Regions from separate parts of the Homo sapiens genome. Here region 2 is linked to region 1. Evidence: chromatin contacts called from ENCODE Hi-C data. All regions are on one chromosome and are shown on one strand. Each heading gives the region's core, a stretch centred on a gene start or an enhancer-like site at or near the end of the contact. The rest is flanking DNA. Distances are from core to core; before and after follow the strand shown. Region 1 holds the start of MON1B (MON1 vesicular trafficking associated B). Region 2 holds the start of ZFHX3-AS1 (ZFHX3 antisense RNA 1).

What was found. Hi-C counts contacts between places; a loop is a spot of excess contacts on that map. Pooled maps may share reads with other maps.
Region 2: a loop to region 1 is called in a map of B cell, with 31 times the contacts of the local background. The contact joins the promoter of ZFHX3-AS1 here to the promoter of MON1B in region 1. A Hi-C loop is called at or near these places in 4 of 168 maps with a recorded cell type or tissue (B cell, CD4-positive, alpha-beta T cell, CD8-positive, alpha-beta T cell and 1 more) and 8 of 50 pooled maps.

The regions. Positions count from the first base shown.
Region 1 is chr16:77,188,189-77,195,858 of GRCh38, forward strand. MON1B (MON1 vesicular trafficking associated B) reads left to right here and starts at 3,002. Exons shown (of 6, transcript NM_014940.4): 1 at 3,002-3,070; 2 at 3,288-3,445; 3 at 5,263-5,589; 4 at 6,147-6,966; 5 at 7,347-7,494. The coding sequence starts at 3,298. It overlaps LOC124903725, which reads right to left and starts at 2,378. Exons shown (of 1, transcript XM_047435021.1): 1 at 1,720-2,378. The coding sequence starts at 2,378. The coding sequence ends at 2,034. RefSeq lists enhancers at 2,720-3,668, 2,794-3,083, 3,104-3,153.
Region 2 is chr16:72,660,853-72,668,522 of GRCh38, forward strand. ZFHX3-AS1 (ZFHX3 antisense RNA 1) reads left to right here and starts at 4,281. Exons shown (of 4, transcript NR_171704.1): 1 at 4,281-4,481. LINC01572 (long intergenic non-protein coding RNA 1572) reads right to left here and starts at 4,118. Exons shown (of 14, transcript NR_126330.2): 1 at 4,040-4,118. RefSeq lists enhancers at 3,860-3,979, 4,020-4,079.

The sequences.
Region 1 (7,670 bases), core at 1,752-4,251:
ACATGAGGGTCTAACTGAGTTCCTGTCCTTAAGTCCTAGGCAGTATTTTGTGTTTTCCTTTACGTCCTTTCTTAGACTCATCTGTAGCTTGGGATTACCTGGGACTTACACAGTGTCCATAAAGTCAGGAAGTATAAACATATATAATGTCACAAAGACATCTTTGATCTGTTAAAAAAACAAACAGAAAAAAACTCTGTGTCTGTGTGTGTGTCTACAATTTGTAAACACTCTGCAGTTCAAGCCATGAGCCATAACTTAAAATCTACTGGAGAGGTTTGTTGAGATATTTTTGGTCTTTGCTTTTCTGATTAAAAAAAAAAAAAGGCAGACACACCAGAGATGGCTCTATGTTCCTTCACTTGTTCCCATCTCTCATCTTTGATTGTAGAAATTGTTTAGAGTGGCAAATCATCAAACACGGAATGCTAATAAAGCTCCATAAACTTACGTCTGCAGTTTTGAAATCCAAAAAGCTCCAGAAAAATAATTTTTAAAAGCTCACTTGGAGGTAAAACCTGAACTAAACTAACATAAGACGGTTTAGTGTTTCTCTTACTGGGAGTAATAAAAAGTTTCACTCAGAAAAAATGAGTTTAGTTATCAGGTGTTTCCCAGTCCCTTGCTGGGCTCTATATAATACATGGCACATGCACCTAATTTCATTTCTAAAATCAGGAAAATGTGTGAATTTAAAACACATCTGGCACTAAGGGTTTCAGATAAGAGACTGTGTGACAATTGTTCTTAGTTCTGCCATTTTCCCTGGAAAACAATCTTTAAAGTTCACAGAGCACATCAGCAAGAATTTTTAAAAGGAGCCTAATTGTGATATGGTTTTGTTGAAATACAAGGCAGGTGTAAAAGGAAAATAAATCTCAGGACTCCAAAATTACTAAGCCAAAGGTAAAAGTCAAGCTGGGAACTGCATCAGGCAAACCTGCCTCCCAGTTTATCCCTAAATAAGATATTTACAAAGATAAAGCTACATACTTCCCTCATAATTTGCCCTCTAGGGATTCCTTGTGGGCTGCAAGATCTTTACCCTAAAACGGTTCTGTTGAATTTTACCCTGACAACGTAAATTGATAGTTTATCTTCACAGGTGCGAGACAAAGGAGCGAACCCCAAGTCATCCCTCTGCTCACCTGAAACAAATGCATATCTGATTGCTTCCTCTGAGGTAAAAATGCAGATTGACAAAGCTAGATGAAGGCGTAACTATTCCTCTACTCCCCTGATAAGGTTTGGATCTATGTTCCCACCGAAATCTGATGTCGAATGGTAATCCCCATTATTGAAGGTGGGGTCTGGTGGGAGTTGATCGGATCTTGGGGGTGAATCCTTCATGAATGGTTTAGCATCATCCTCTTGGTGACAGTGACTGAGGGAGTTATTGCGAGATCTGGTTGTTTAAAGTGTGTAGCCCTGGGCTGGGCATGATGGCTCACTCCTGTAATCCCAGCAATTTGGGAAGCTGAGGCGGGTGAATCACCTGAGGTCGGGAGTTCAAGACCAGCCTGGCCAACATGGCGAAACCCCATGTCTACTAAAAATACAAAAATTAGCCGGACGTGGTGGCGGGCACCTGTAATCCCAGCTACTCCAGAGGCTGAGGCAGGAGAATTGCTTGAACCCGGGAGACGGAGGCTGCAATGAGTCAATAACATTTTGCCATTGCACTCCAGCCTGGGTAACACAGCGAGATTAATAAATAAGTTTGCTTATGAGATGTTATTTTATTGTACTTTTTTACATGTTTATTATATATTATATACTTCTAAATGTATTAGGTAAATATATTTTGTATGCACATAAATTTATCCATTGTTTCTGTTATATAAATTTAATATTTATTACTTATCGATTACCTATTGTATATAAAGCACATGATGCTACACTGGTATTTGGAATTCATTACCCTAACTATACTGTAATTAAAATAATTATCCTAACTAGTACCAAAGGCTTCCCCTTAGCAATCACTCGAAGTGTGCCAGCACCTCCACTCACTTCACGTCAAGCGATTCCCATCATTGTTTCACTGATGGAGAAACCAAGGCCCAGGGCACTTGGGGCAAGGCGTTCAGGGGGCTTTCGGTCCGGAAGCAGCGTCGGGGCGGGAATTCGAACCCTGGGTTCCCACACTGGCCCGTGGCAGGGCCCCCAAGCCTTTTCCCAAACTGATCACAGAAAGTGACGACCCGTTCGCCCGGCGGACCGGGGGCGTCGGGCAGGTCCTGGTCCAAGTGAGTGCCCGCCCCTGCCCTGGGCTGGCAGAGTTCTTCCCCCAGCTGCAGGTAGACGTGGGAACCCGGCAGGGTACGGAGCTGCTGGCGCGGCACGCTGATTAGAAGCGGCGACTGCCCGTCAAGCATTCGCGCCTCTCCCCTCCCTTGACTTTCTTGGCAGGGTTAAGGGATAAGAGAAAGTGGAGTTGCCTCAGTTCTGGGAGAGCCCGTTTGTGGGTCCGGCACAGGTATCCATCGGGACTGACGCTGCAAAAGTCCTCTTGTGAAACAAGGAATAGGCTCGAGTCTTCGATTGGGTCGAGGGAGACGTCAATCAATGGATGGGCGTGTGCAAACGCAACACAACGCACAGTATTGGTTAGGATTTGGCGGGGGGAGTAGACAGCGGGGAAATGAGGCGGCTCATCTCGATTGGCCCAGAAAGAAGACGGTCGCGCCCTATGTACTCCGGGATTGGCTAGAGCGAGCCGCGTCCCCCCTCACGCCAACCACTGGTAAGCGAAGTGGGCCTCGCTCTCCCGGGTTAGCAGCCGTAGCCAGATCCGTTGAAAGGAGTGCAGAGAGGTCTCATTGCGCTCCCGAACAGACCTGACGTAGATCCGAAGTGGCCCGCGCCATCTCAACTATGAGGGGACACCCGTAGGCGGCGGGAGAGGGACGCCGCGAGGAGCCAATAAAGCTCCGCAACCGGAAGTGTCTTCTGGGAGGGGTCGTACCCGGAAGTGTGGCACCTCCCGGGCCGCACCCGGAAGTGTGATGCCACCGCCGCTACGGGGAAGTAATGGTATCCGGCCAATTGAGATTCGGAGTTAAAACAGGTGTTTGTATATCTCTATTTCCTGAGGCCCAGTAGAGTCTCCTCTTTTCGGAAAGTGTTGGAGGGGGGACGTATTTGGGCATGATTTTGGATGTCTCGTCCTATTGAAATCCGTGGGGAAATGAGCAGTAGGAGTGTGTCCAAGGGGGCCTGACTCTATAAAGGCTTTTCAGAAGTTTCTTTCACCGCCCGTCACCCTCGATTCCCCTCCCACTCAGGGATGTGCAGATGGAGGTCGGAGGAGACACTGCTGCCCCGGCCCCCGGGGGCGCGGAGGACTTGGAGGACACGCAGTTCCCCAGTGAGGAAGCTAGAGAAGGTGGAGGGGTTCACGCGGTCCCGCCGGATCCCGAAGACGAGGGCCTGGAGGAAACAGGTATGACTCCACTTAGTGGGGTCTTAAAAGGAATCCTTAGGGGTTGTCATTGTTGGACGGGGGAAGGGTCAGTGGGTGACCAGTAGGGAGTCTTGGGACTTAAGAGAAGTGGCTTAAACCATCGCCGGGTCAGGAGGAGGTCACTGTGGACACATGGTGTAGTTTACATCATTGAGGAAGTCATTGGCTGTCAACGGATGTTCACTGGGGGTTTGGTGTGAGTTTAGGTCATTGAGGAATCAAAAAGGGGGCTGTTAGGACCAAAGAGGGTCACTGAGGATTTAGAGTGTTTAGATCAAAGAATGCGCTGAAGAAAGTCAATAGACTCAACAGAGGAGGACTGTTGAGAAGTTAGTGTTTTTGAGGAGTAGGGTGTTATTTATTAAATAATAGAAGTGGGAAGGGGAATCAGTGGAGTTCGATGGGCACTCAGAGTATTTACATCATTGAAGTCACTTGTAGACTGTTGGGGAAGTCTTTAAGGGACCAAATGTTAGTGGATGTGTAAAGTTGTTCATTTGAGATTTAATGGAAGTCACTGAGAAGTCTGTGCCATTGATCACTTTGGAATTAGTGGATGTAAATGGAGTCATTGGGAAGGATCAGTGGACCTCACTGAGAATAAATGTGGATGGGGAGGTTGAGGACTTGGGAATTAATAGCAGGTAAGAGCAGTTATTAGGAGGGAGTAAAGATATTTGGGGACATGGGAGTGTCAGTGAATGTCAGTGACAGAATATGCAATTATTGGGATTTTATGGGAAAATTATTGAGACATAGTTGCACATGGATAATAATGGTTGTCATTGGGGGATGAATGGAAATCAATGGGAATAAATGGATGTGTCAGTAGGGGCTGTTGAAGTTGTGGGTTTTAGTGAATGTTAATGATGGTCATGGGTAGGGGCAATGGAAGTCATTAAAGTCTTGTGTGTTAGTGGATATTATGATGGTTACTGTAGGGAGGGGAGTGGATACCAATGAGATTGAAGGTGGTCAGGGGAGTGACTGAAGGTCTCTGAAGTGCTGGGTGTTAGTGGAGGTTAATGATGGTCATTGTTGGGGGTAGGGGGGAGTAGACATGGAGTAGAATAACTTGTGGATCAGGGCAGTCATGGAGGGTCATTGAAAAACCAGGTGTTAATGATTGTTAATGTGGGGTCATTGGGGTGTTTGTGAACCACAGTGGGAGTGAATAGTGGATTAGGGGAGTCCTAAATATCTGGGTGTTAGTGGATATTAACGACAGTCATTGGGAGAAATAGTGGACATTACCAAGAATATAAATGGGCAACCAGGAGAGTTAGTAGGGGTCATCAGGTATCAGTGGGCATCACTGATAGGGTAGTAGCGGGGGTTGGGGCATTCAAACAGTTAAGATATTAATAGATGTTAATGGTGGCCATTGGGTGAGCAGATATCAGGAGAAAAAATAGCGGTCAGAGGAGTTAATGGGGGATCATTGAAGATGAATAATCGTCATCCAGAGTCAATGGGGTGCTTTGAAGACTTTGGAATAACAGTGATTGAAAGGGAAGTAATTGGTCTGTAGGAACATAGCAAGTCCAGTGGAATAACAATGAGAATATGTTGGTTTATTAGGGTTTTAGGAAGTTCATTGGAACCTAAATGTTAGTGGAGATCATTGCGGGGTCCTAGGGCAGTCATCGGGTCATTGAGGGGCATAGGAGACACTTGGAGTTCTGCGTCAGCATGCAGGGGTCATGGAGGGGCTAGTAGATATTTGGTGGGTCCTTGGGGATGTGGGATTAGTTAGGAGTTCACATGCAGATGACCCACCAGGGGCTCCCTTTCAGGATCCAAGGACAAGGACCAGCCACCCAGCCCATCACCACCGCCCCAGTCAGAGGCCCTGTCAAGCACCTCTCGGCTCTGGAGTCCTGCAGCCCCTGAGAATAGTCCCACATGTAGCCCTGAGAGTAGCTCTGGAGGCCAGGGCGGGGACCCCAGTGATGAGGAGTGGCGCAGCCAGCGGAAGCATGTGTTTGTGCTGAGTGAGGCTGGCAAGCCCATCTACTCGCGGTATGGTAGTGTGGAGGCGCTGTCGGCTACCATGGGTGTAATGACCGCCCTGGTGTCCTTTGTGCAGAGTGCGGGAGATGCCATCCGTGCCATCTACGCTGGTGAGCAAACAGGTGGGAGGCAGAATGGGGGACAGTGACTGGGAATATGGCTGGCACGGGTAGGTCTGTCTGCCTCAGGCACTATCCAGCCAGCCAGGGTTGGGTCCATGTGTGTGGATGGTCAGCCAGAGCTCTGTCAGTGGCGGGAGGTGGGGGGGTTCATCTCTGTCTGGCCTGCTGGTTTCTTAGTGATTGACTTGCTGGGATCTCAGTGACTAGCTGGATACTTCTGTGTCACCTGAGAGGATAACTGTGGGGGCTGTGTGGTTGAGCTGTGTCTTTCTGGCTCTGTGTCAGCCCTTGTACCATCTCTACCCGCCTGCCCGTGGTCTTTGCTGTGTATCTAACCTACTTGTTCCTTTGTCCATCCCATCATGTCTCTGCAAATGTCCAGATTCCTCCAGCTTGTCCTTACCCCAGTCCAGGTGCCCACAGAGTGAGCATGTGGACTCGGGCCTGGTGTGTGTATGGTAGGAGAGGGCAGAAGAGCCCCACTGTCTCCCTCTGGTCATTCCTGATCCAGCTGTACCCCCCCTTCTTACCCCTTCCTTCCCTAGAGGACCACAAGCTGGTGTTCCTACAACAGGGCCCACTGTTGCTCGTGGCCATGTCACGGACTTCTCAGTCAGCAGCCCAGCTGCGGGGGGAGCTGCTAGCTGTGCACGCACAGATCGTGAGCACACTTACACGTGCAAGTGTCGCCCGCATCTTCGCACACAAGCAGAACTATGACCTCCGCCGCCTGCTGGCTGGTTCAGAGCGCACACTGGACCGACTTCTGGACAGTATGGAGCAGGACCCAGGAGCCCTGCTCCTGGGTGCCGTGCGCTGTGTGCCCCTTGCCCGCCCGCTGCGAGACGCACTAGGTGCGCTCCTCCGACGTTGCACAGCGCCTGGCCTGGCGCTGTCAGTGCTGGCAGTAGGCGGTCGACTTATAACAGCAGCCCAGGAGCGAAATGTGCTGGCCGAGTGCCGGCTGGACCCAGCTGACCTGCAGTTGCTGCTCGACTGGGTGGGTGCACCAGCCTTTGCGGCGGGTGAGGCTTGGGCACCTGTGTGCCTGCCCCGCTTCAACCCTGATGGTTTTTTCTACGCCTACGTGGCCCGCCTGGATGCTATGCCTGTCTGCCTGCTGCTGCTTGGCACCCAACGTGAAGCCTTCCATGCCATGGCCGCCTGCCGGCGCCTGGTTGAAGATGGGATGCATGCCCTTGGTGCCATGCGTGCCCTTGGGGAGGCTGCCAGCTTCTCTAATGCCTCATCAGCCAGTGCTCCTGCCTACAGCGTGCAGGCTGTCGGGGCGCCGGGCCTCCGGCACTTCCTGTATAAGCCGCTGGACATCCCTGACCACCACCGCCAACTGCCCCAGTTTACCAGGTAGGCCCTGACCCTAAGGCAACTGGCTGGGTGGGAAGGCCTGTCAAACCAGGAAGTTCAGCATCTCAGGGATGTGACTCAGGAGAGATAACCAGCCATGCTTAAGAAAGAGGGAAGAGAACAAGTCTCTGTCTGATGATGGAGCATCAGCCACAGACCTAAAGGAATCCCCCTCTTCTGGTGGACAGCAGGGCCCTAGTACTCAGGGAATCTCCTAGTTTGATGAGGGAAGGTCAGCCTCCAACCCCTGAGAATCCTCAAGTCTCATGGGAGAGGCTCAGCTCCCTAACTTCATTGAAATCTCTAGACTGAGGGAGGAAATGGGCCAGCCAAGAAGGCCCTGGACTAACCTTGTCCTCCACCTCCCTCCATCATGGCAGCCCTGAGCTAGAGGCCCCCTACAGCAGAGAGGAGGAGCGGCAGCGGCTGTCGGACCTGTACCACCGCCTGCATGCTCGTCTCCACAGCACCTCCCGACCCCTGCGCCTCATTTACCACGTGGCTGAGAAGGAGACACTACTGGCCTGGGTAAGTTGGGCAGGGCTCTGAGTGAATTAATTCCCCACTTCAAGCCTCCTTTCCCTATATTGTATCCCCTCCAGCCACAGTGCCTCCACCAAACACAGCAGGCCTCTGGCTGGGCTGTGCCTTGCCTGCAACACTGTCCCTGCCTTTACACACACATCTTTGAAGCCCCTGACAAC
Region 2 (7,670 bases), core at 3,031-5,530, 4.5 Mb before region 1:
AAAACAGGTCAGGCATGGTAACTCAAACGCCTGTAATCCCAGCACTTTGAGAGGCCAAAGCAGGTGGATCCCCAAGGTCAGGAGTTCGAGACCAGCCTGGCCAATGTGGTGAAACCATGTCTCTACTAAAAATACAAAAATTAGCTGGGCATGGTGGCGTGCGCCTGTAATCCTAGCTACTCGTGAGACTTAGGTGGGAGAACTGCTTGAACCCAGGAGGAGGAGGCTGCAGTGAGCTGAGATCGCACCACTGCACTCCAGCCTGGGCAACAGAGTGAGACTGCATCTCAAAAAAAAAAAAAAAAAAAAAAGGGCAAAACATTTTTATAGATGCTTCACAAAAGACGTTCAGATAACAAGTGGATGAATGACTGACTACTCTATTTCATTAAGCATCAGAGAAATATAACTTAAAATTACAATGAGACATCAGTACAGACCCAGAGCAATAGTTTAAAAAATTTAAACTACTAACTACTATAAACCCCAAGGGCTGATATGACTGTTGAATAACTGGAACTGCCATATGCAGCTGATGGGAATGCAAAATGGGACAGCCACTTTTGAAAAAGGTTTTAAAGTATTTTATGAAATTAAGGCTGAGCATGGTGCCTCACACCTATAATCCCAACATTTTGGGAGGCTGAGGTGGAAGGATTGCTTGAGGCAGGAGGTTAAGACCAGGAGGTTAAGTCCAGCCTGGACAACATAGCAAGACCTTTTTTCTACCAAACATTACAAATTAGCTAGGCCTGGTGACATGCTCCTGTAGTCCCAGCTACTTGAAAAGGCTGAGGCCCAGGAATTCGAGGTTATGGTGAGCCATATCCTACCTCAAAAACAAAACAAAACAAAACAAAACAAAAATAGAGAGGAAAAAAAAAAGCAAAGAGCAAGCAAGCAAGCAAGAAATTAAAATCTTTGGCCACACAAACACCTGTAGCCAAATGTTTATAGCAGCTTTATTACTAACAGCCAAAACCTGGAAACAACTCAAAGCCCATTAACTGCTGAATGGATAAACAAACTGGTAATACATATAATGGAATACTACTCACACATTAAAAGAAAAAATTAGTGATACATGCAAGAACATAGATGAATCTTGAAAGTATTATATCAAGTGAAAGAAGCCAGACACTACCAGCTCATACTATGTGATTCCACTAACATGATGCCTCCAAACACAAACCTATAGCAGTAGATATCAGATCAAGGGTTGCTAGGGACCAATGGTGAGGATAGAAAATCGATAATAAGTGCATGAGACTTTACAGACTTACAGATATACTAAAAATGATTGTGATAGTTCACAACTCTTCACATTTGTCCAAACTCATAGAACAGTATTCCTTAAAAGAGTCAACTTTACCATATGCAAATTATGACTAAATATGCCCGACTTTGTTTTTTCAAAAGTGAGGGTGAGGTGGGATGGGGTTGGGGGAGACATTATATACAGGAGAACAAAGATAAGAATGACACCAAATATCTAAAAACAACAGCCAGAGGACAATAGAATATTAAAGTGCTAAAAAAAGTCAACCTACAATTATATATCCAGTTTAAAAATAAATCTTTCAAAAATGAAAGTTAAATAAAAACATTTTCTAAGAAACAAACACTGACAGAATCCTTCACCTACATGCAGTATTAAATAAATGAAGTTATTCAAACTGAAGGAAAATTATGAAAATATGGATCTACATAGATGGATGTATTCTATCAAACACTTAACAATGCAATGCCAATCTTATACAAACTTTTTCAAGAAGTAAAGAATACAACACATCCCAGATCACTTAAAGATGTCAGACACCATTACCCTAATTCTAAAACCAGACAATCAAAATAAAGCAAAACTGAAGACCAATCTCCCCAAAATGGCAACCGAACAGTGAAAAAAAATTTAGTTAAAGCCATTCCTCACATCATATATAAAAGCAAATTTCAGGTAAGCTAATGTTCTCATGTGAAAGATAATGCCTGAGATGGTTAGGAAGAAGATTATGAGATTATATTCAGGTATATGCTGGTAGAATTCACCATAAAATTATTTTAATATAAAACATCCAAAAAATTAAGGCACACAAACTATTTTCACTCTTCATGTTGATCAAGAATTTTCCTATTTCTTGTTAATTCAAAAAGACTCTGGATGCAATACCTTGTGAACTTATTTTTTGGTATGCCCCTGTGCTCATATACTACCTTACTACCTTTATCTCTCTGTTTTTTGTTTGTTTGTTTTGGAGATAGGCACGATCATTGGCCACTGCAGCCTGGAATTCCCCGGCCCAAGTGATCCTCCCACCTCAGCCTCCTGAGTAGCTGGGAGCAAGGCGAACACCACCACGGCTGGCTAATTTTAAAATTTTTTTGTAGAGATGGGGTCCGACTATCGTCTTGAACTCCTGGGTTGGTCTCGAACTCCTGGGCTGAAGCAGTCTTTCCACCTCAGCCTCCCAAAGTGTTGGTTGGGATTACAGGCGTGGACCGCCACACTTAGAAATGACTTTTCTAATATCCTTAAATCAGAGCTCATGTAAAATTTTCAGCCTTCTCATTCCACCTCCCTCCGAACTACAAGTCTTAAAACTAAGAAATGACAGCCATTCGGTAGAAGTTAAAACACTGTTTCGCTGCTTATTTCTACTTAAAAAAATTATATACATAGATATATATTATGTAAATATATATAATTATATATATAGACATACGTGTGTGTATATATATAAATAAACGTGTAGAATTGGACTGGGGTCCCACTAATATCCACATTTCAAAACAGAATCTAAAACTCCCTAAAACAGGGTTGGGCTCGGCGGCTCACGCTTGTAATCCCAACCCTTTGGGAGGCTGACACTGGAGATCAGTCTGAGCAACAAAGTCAGATCTCTTTTCTACTAAAACAAAATACAACTCTCTAAAACTAATACAAAATTTTGTGTGTATGTGTCATATTCTGGAGAAAAGCTCCAAGGTTTTCCTCTGGGTCTTAAACAGGACTAAGACCCCCCACCCCCAAAAGAATCTCTGTTCTAGAGGCTAAGCATATAGAAGCTCATACTGCATTATCAAACTGGAAAGTTAATAGAGGATTTTCATGGTCATATACAGGAGAGGTGGGGAAAGCTGTCTATTTAGACTGTAAACTCCTAAAATGTTCATAAATCTCAATGGAAATTAAATCCACCGGGGTGGGAGAAGTATCACAATAGACAAAGAAGCTAAAGGTTAATGAAGAGAAGGTTTTAATCAGTGGTTACTTTTGTGCTTGGGATCAATCCTCAGTTTGTCCTCCAACGTAACTTTTGGCATTATTCATTTCAAAGTCTGAACAGTATCCATAAACCCAATACGAAACCTATGGATCCAGAGGGTCCGACCGAAAACAAAACAATTATGTTTCCGATGTGAACGCATCAATAGCTTACTTTTGTAGCGCTTTATAAAACGCTGTCACTTGCTGCTTTCCACGTCATGATATTCCCGGTCGGGAAGAGTAGGACAGCAGCATCTTTTATGAATAAGGAATTTTTTGGATTCAATTTGTGAGGTGTGGGACGCTCACCAGGTTGCGCGAAAACCATTTTTCTACATCGTCAAGTGCACGCACCCCGTGTCTCATAGTATTAGTGATGAAGACGAGGATGAAACTACCAAAGACATCAGTGGGGAGTGAATTATACTTGGGGGAGGTGTAAGCACGTCGAAATAAGGAAGCTGAGAGACATTTTGTGAAAGAGGGAAGGTAGCGTTAAGAGGAGCCTTCCATCAGGGGCAACAGAACGGGGGCAGGCGTGGCGTCTCTGGGACTGCCGGAAAACGACGTGAGGGAAAAACTCAGAGGCTACGAAAAGGCGAACAGACGGAGGGCCTGCCTCAGGGGAGCTAAGCAGCTCGCCTGAAGCCCCCCATCTGGAAATGACGTGTTTAACTCGGCGCCCCTGCAGCTCCGGCCGCCCTTTTTTGTTTAACTCCGCGCCCCTCCAGCTCCGGCCGCCCTTTTCGTCGCTCTCCCCTCGCGGTCGCTCACCCCTGAGATCCCTGGTTCCACTGAGACGCTCAGCTTCATTCGGCAACTCGCGGACACCAAGCGCCACAAATTCAAATACGAGATCTAGAGACGCTGGGTCTCAAACGTCTCCCAGAGTGAAAGACAGAGGAACCAATCGAGGCTCGGCTGACCTCAGACGTCTAAGGCGATAGGCGTTGCTAAGAAAAGGGGGTGGGACGATACCCAGTTGCCAAGACGACGGCTTCCGGGTGGGCGGCTTGAGGTGGCTTCCGGCCGCCAGGCGAGACTCCGCGGGAAAACTCCCTGCTAGAGAGACTAGGAGATTTGGGGCTGCGGCCGTTTCCTCCGGAGCACCCACGGGACTGTGTGCTGGGGTCCCTCCACCGGCTGTGTCCTTTATTCTTCTTTCTCACCCAACGATTTACCTGAACGGTTATAAAGTGCACGTTATTTCCCTAAGGTAAGCGTGTGGTAGCGCCTCCTCCTCCTCCAACAGGGGGGTAACAGAAACCTGCTGTCAACTTTGTTACCCAACATAACTGTACTTAACCACAAAAAGTTGAAATTTTGGATCTTTAAACATTCAATAACCTCTTGCTGTGTGAGGTTTTTTAACTGCACTACATACATTTTGTAGTCTTTAACCATTGAATGCGATTTAAGTTTACAATGAAATTTAACGTTCTGGTTGTTTCTGACCCCAAATTTCATCTGAACCAGTTAATGGACGAAGAACTGAAATTTTATTTTCTGTGACAGTCTCATAGGTTCTCAGACTTAAGTTCTTAATCGCCCATAAATCTGAAGGCAGGTGTTAAAGATGAGCAGGTGATTTGAGCCCAGTCCATGCCAACACTCAAACTAATTCAGCTGAGACTCCTTTCGTTAGGAGCATTATTTTAATTTTAAAAATTTTAAACCGAATGGTAAGCATGGCTGCTTTAGTTTCAGTTGTGTCTCATTTGATGATGATAGTCCCACACAAGACGATCTCATTTGTCAATGAAAGTAAACATTAGTGACCACACAGCTTTCTGCAGATAACTCTTTAAACGAACATCTTTTATCAGACCACAGAAATCATTGTTATTGTCACTAAAATGTAAAAACTAAAGCAAAACTTATCTGCTTATCAACAATTTCTTCCTCCATAGCTAAGGTAGGGAAGCATTTATGAAAGCTTAGATCTATATGTGTTTGGGATCCTGCCAACCCCTTTCTTAAAATTCCATCTTCAAAACTCCCTGCTAATGAGCACTTTTCCAACAGCTTGGATGAAACATTCTGAATAATTCGTCAGCCTGAAGGTTAGAAATTTCATTAAATAAAAAATTAAATACACAGAATACTTAAGTATGAAACATTAATGAACTGAGTAATACATTCTTAAGAAGAGGAGGCACTTAGGAAAACACAGGCCACCTGCATTGTGGAGCCATTTAATGTGATGAGATTTGATAAATGGGTAAGAGATCAAAAAATGCCCAGGGTTTCAAAAGAGAATGTTCCATGAGCAGCTTACTGCCTACATAGACCATTTGAAAATCAAACCAACTCAGCAGAAGCCCAAGAGGCCTTCAGATGAACCCGAGTATCCTTTGGATGTCAGTGTTGTACTGAACAAAGTCAGTTGAACTGTTATTTATCTGACAAGAAAAAAAAATGCCTAAATTTTGTAAGGACTTACACCATTCATTTAAAAATATATAGTGATCTTAGAGGTTAGAAAGCACAGAAAAGAAACTTGAACATAGAGGTACTTAAAAGGAGAAAAATAAATTTCCTCCGGTAGTAGACATGTATTTGGCATTGTTCACTGTTATCTCCTTGATGTCCTCTCTCCTCAGCTTGGCTGAATCCTACTTACGCTTTTAAGACCCAGGTCAAATTGTGAATCTTTTGTGACCTAGTCCATAGTCACCTCTCTCCCTCCTGAATGCCTATAATAGTCTTTATTTGGCATTTTTTTGTATTCTTTATAATGTTTCTTATTTATGTTTATGAATATATCTTACATATAACTTGCATCATCTAAACCCTAAACTACTCAGAATTGTGTTCACCATGTACCTGGCAGACAGACTTGAACAAATAAGTTTTGATGTAAAACTGCCAAGATTAATACTAAATATAGTTGAGATCCATATTAGTTTGCTAGAGCAAACATAACAAAATGCCACAGACTAGGTGGCTTAAACAACAGAAAGTTATTTTCTCACAATTCTGGAGGCTAGAAGTTCAAGATCAAGGTATCAGCAGGGTTGGTTTCTTTCTGAGGTCTCTGTCCTTGACTCAGATCACTGTCTCATCTCTTTGTCTTCATGTGCTGTTTTCTCCATGTGTGTGCACACCTGTGTCCAAATTTTCTTTCCTTGTAAGCACACCAACCCTACTGGATTTAGGCCCGTGTTAAAGACCTCATTTTAGCTTAATTACCTCTTCAAACACCTTATCTCCAAATAGGGTTACTTTCTGAAGTACTAGGGGTTACACCTTTAACATATAACTTTTGGGGAGACTCAAGGCCATAACAGTAGCCAAGACTCAAAAAGCAGAAATGATTGGGAGCAATTATCTGTCACCTTTCAGAACTCCCATTTTTAGACCTATAGATAGCATAAATGTGTAAGTCAGATTAGTGTAAGATAATAGGAAGTGGTAGGGCCTGTGGCAATTCAAAGTATATTTGCCCAGACAGAAGACATTCAAATTAAAATTGTAAACAACCCTCCATCCCCACCCGAGCCATCCAAACAAAACAGTTTGGCTGGTTTTGACTTACAGGTTATCAGTTTGCAAAAACCACCACCATGTTACTTCGTTTGGAATCATAACCTGATGGTGGATATTGGACATATTAAGTATTTTTATTGCATATCCAAATACATTTTTCCCAGACCCCATTGGTTTATGCACAGCTTTTTTTATTGAGTACTTGTTGTGTTAAAGGAACTGTACTAAGTGCCATGCAGGGATTAAGATCCATACGTTTGGCTACATATATCCTAGAGTTACAAGGACCTATTTTTGAGATCATTTATTAAATACCTAACTTTACAAAATTTAATTTTTTGTGTAACTTTATCGTGTAAATAAATTTGAACTCCAAAAAAAATTTCTTGTCAGACTACATGCACCACAAAGACCAAGACTGTGGCCTCAAGTACAAGGGTAGAGGAAATGAGACAAATAAAAAAATAATTATTGAGCAAGATGAAAGAAGACCATAAGAGGATTATAGATAAAGTGCTATGGAAGATTACAGGACAAACAGATTTCATCCAGCTGGGTGTGGTGCTGAAGGTATTTAATGCAGTTCGAATTAATCTTTTCATGGCACTTGGTACCTCTAATATATCATTAATCGGCATATTATATGGTAGCTATTTGCTTATGTTCATATCCCTCCCAGTACGTTCTGAAATACACAAGAATGTCATAATCTTTATTTGTTCCAGTCTAATGTTATTCAAAAGCATCTAGTGTTACCCAAAGGAGTCAATTGGGGAACTTTTTAAAAAGAAACTTGTCTTAATTCTAGCTCTGAAGATTGTAATTAAGTAGGCCTGGAGAGGTGGTGGAGGATCTCTATTTTGAAAAGTTTTCCCTCACTTAATAAATCTGGTGATCACACCATTTAGAATCTACT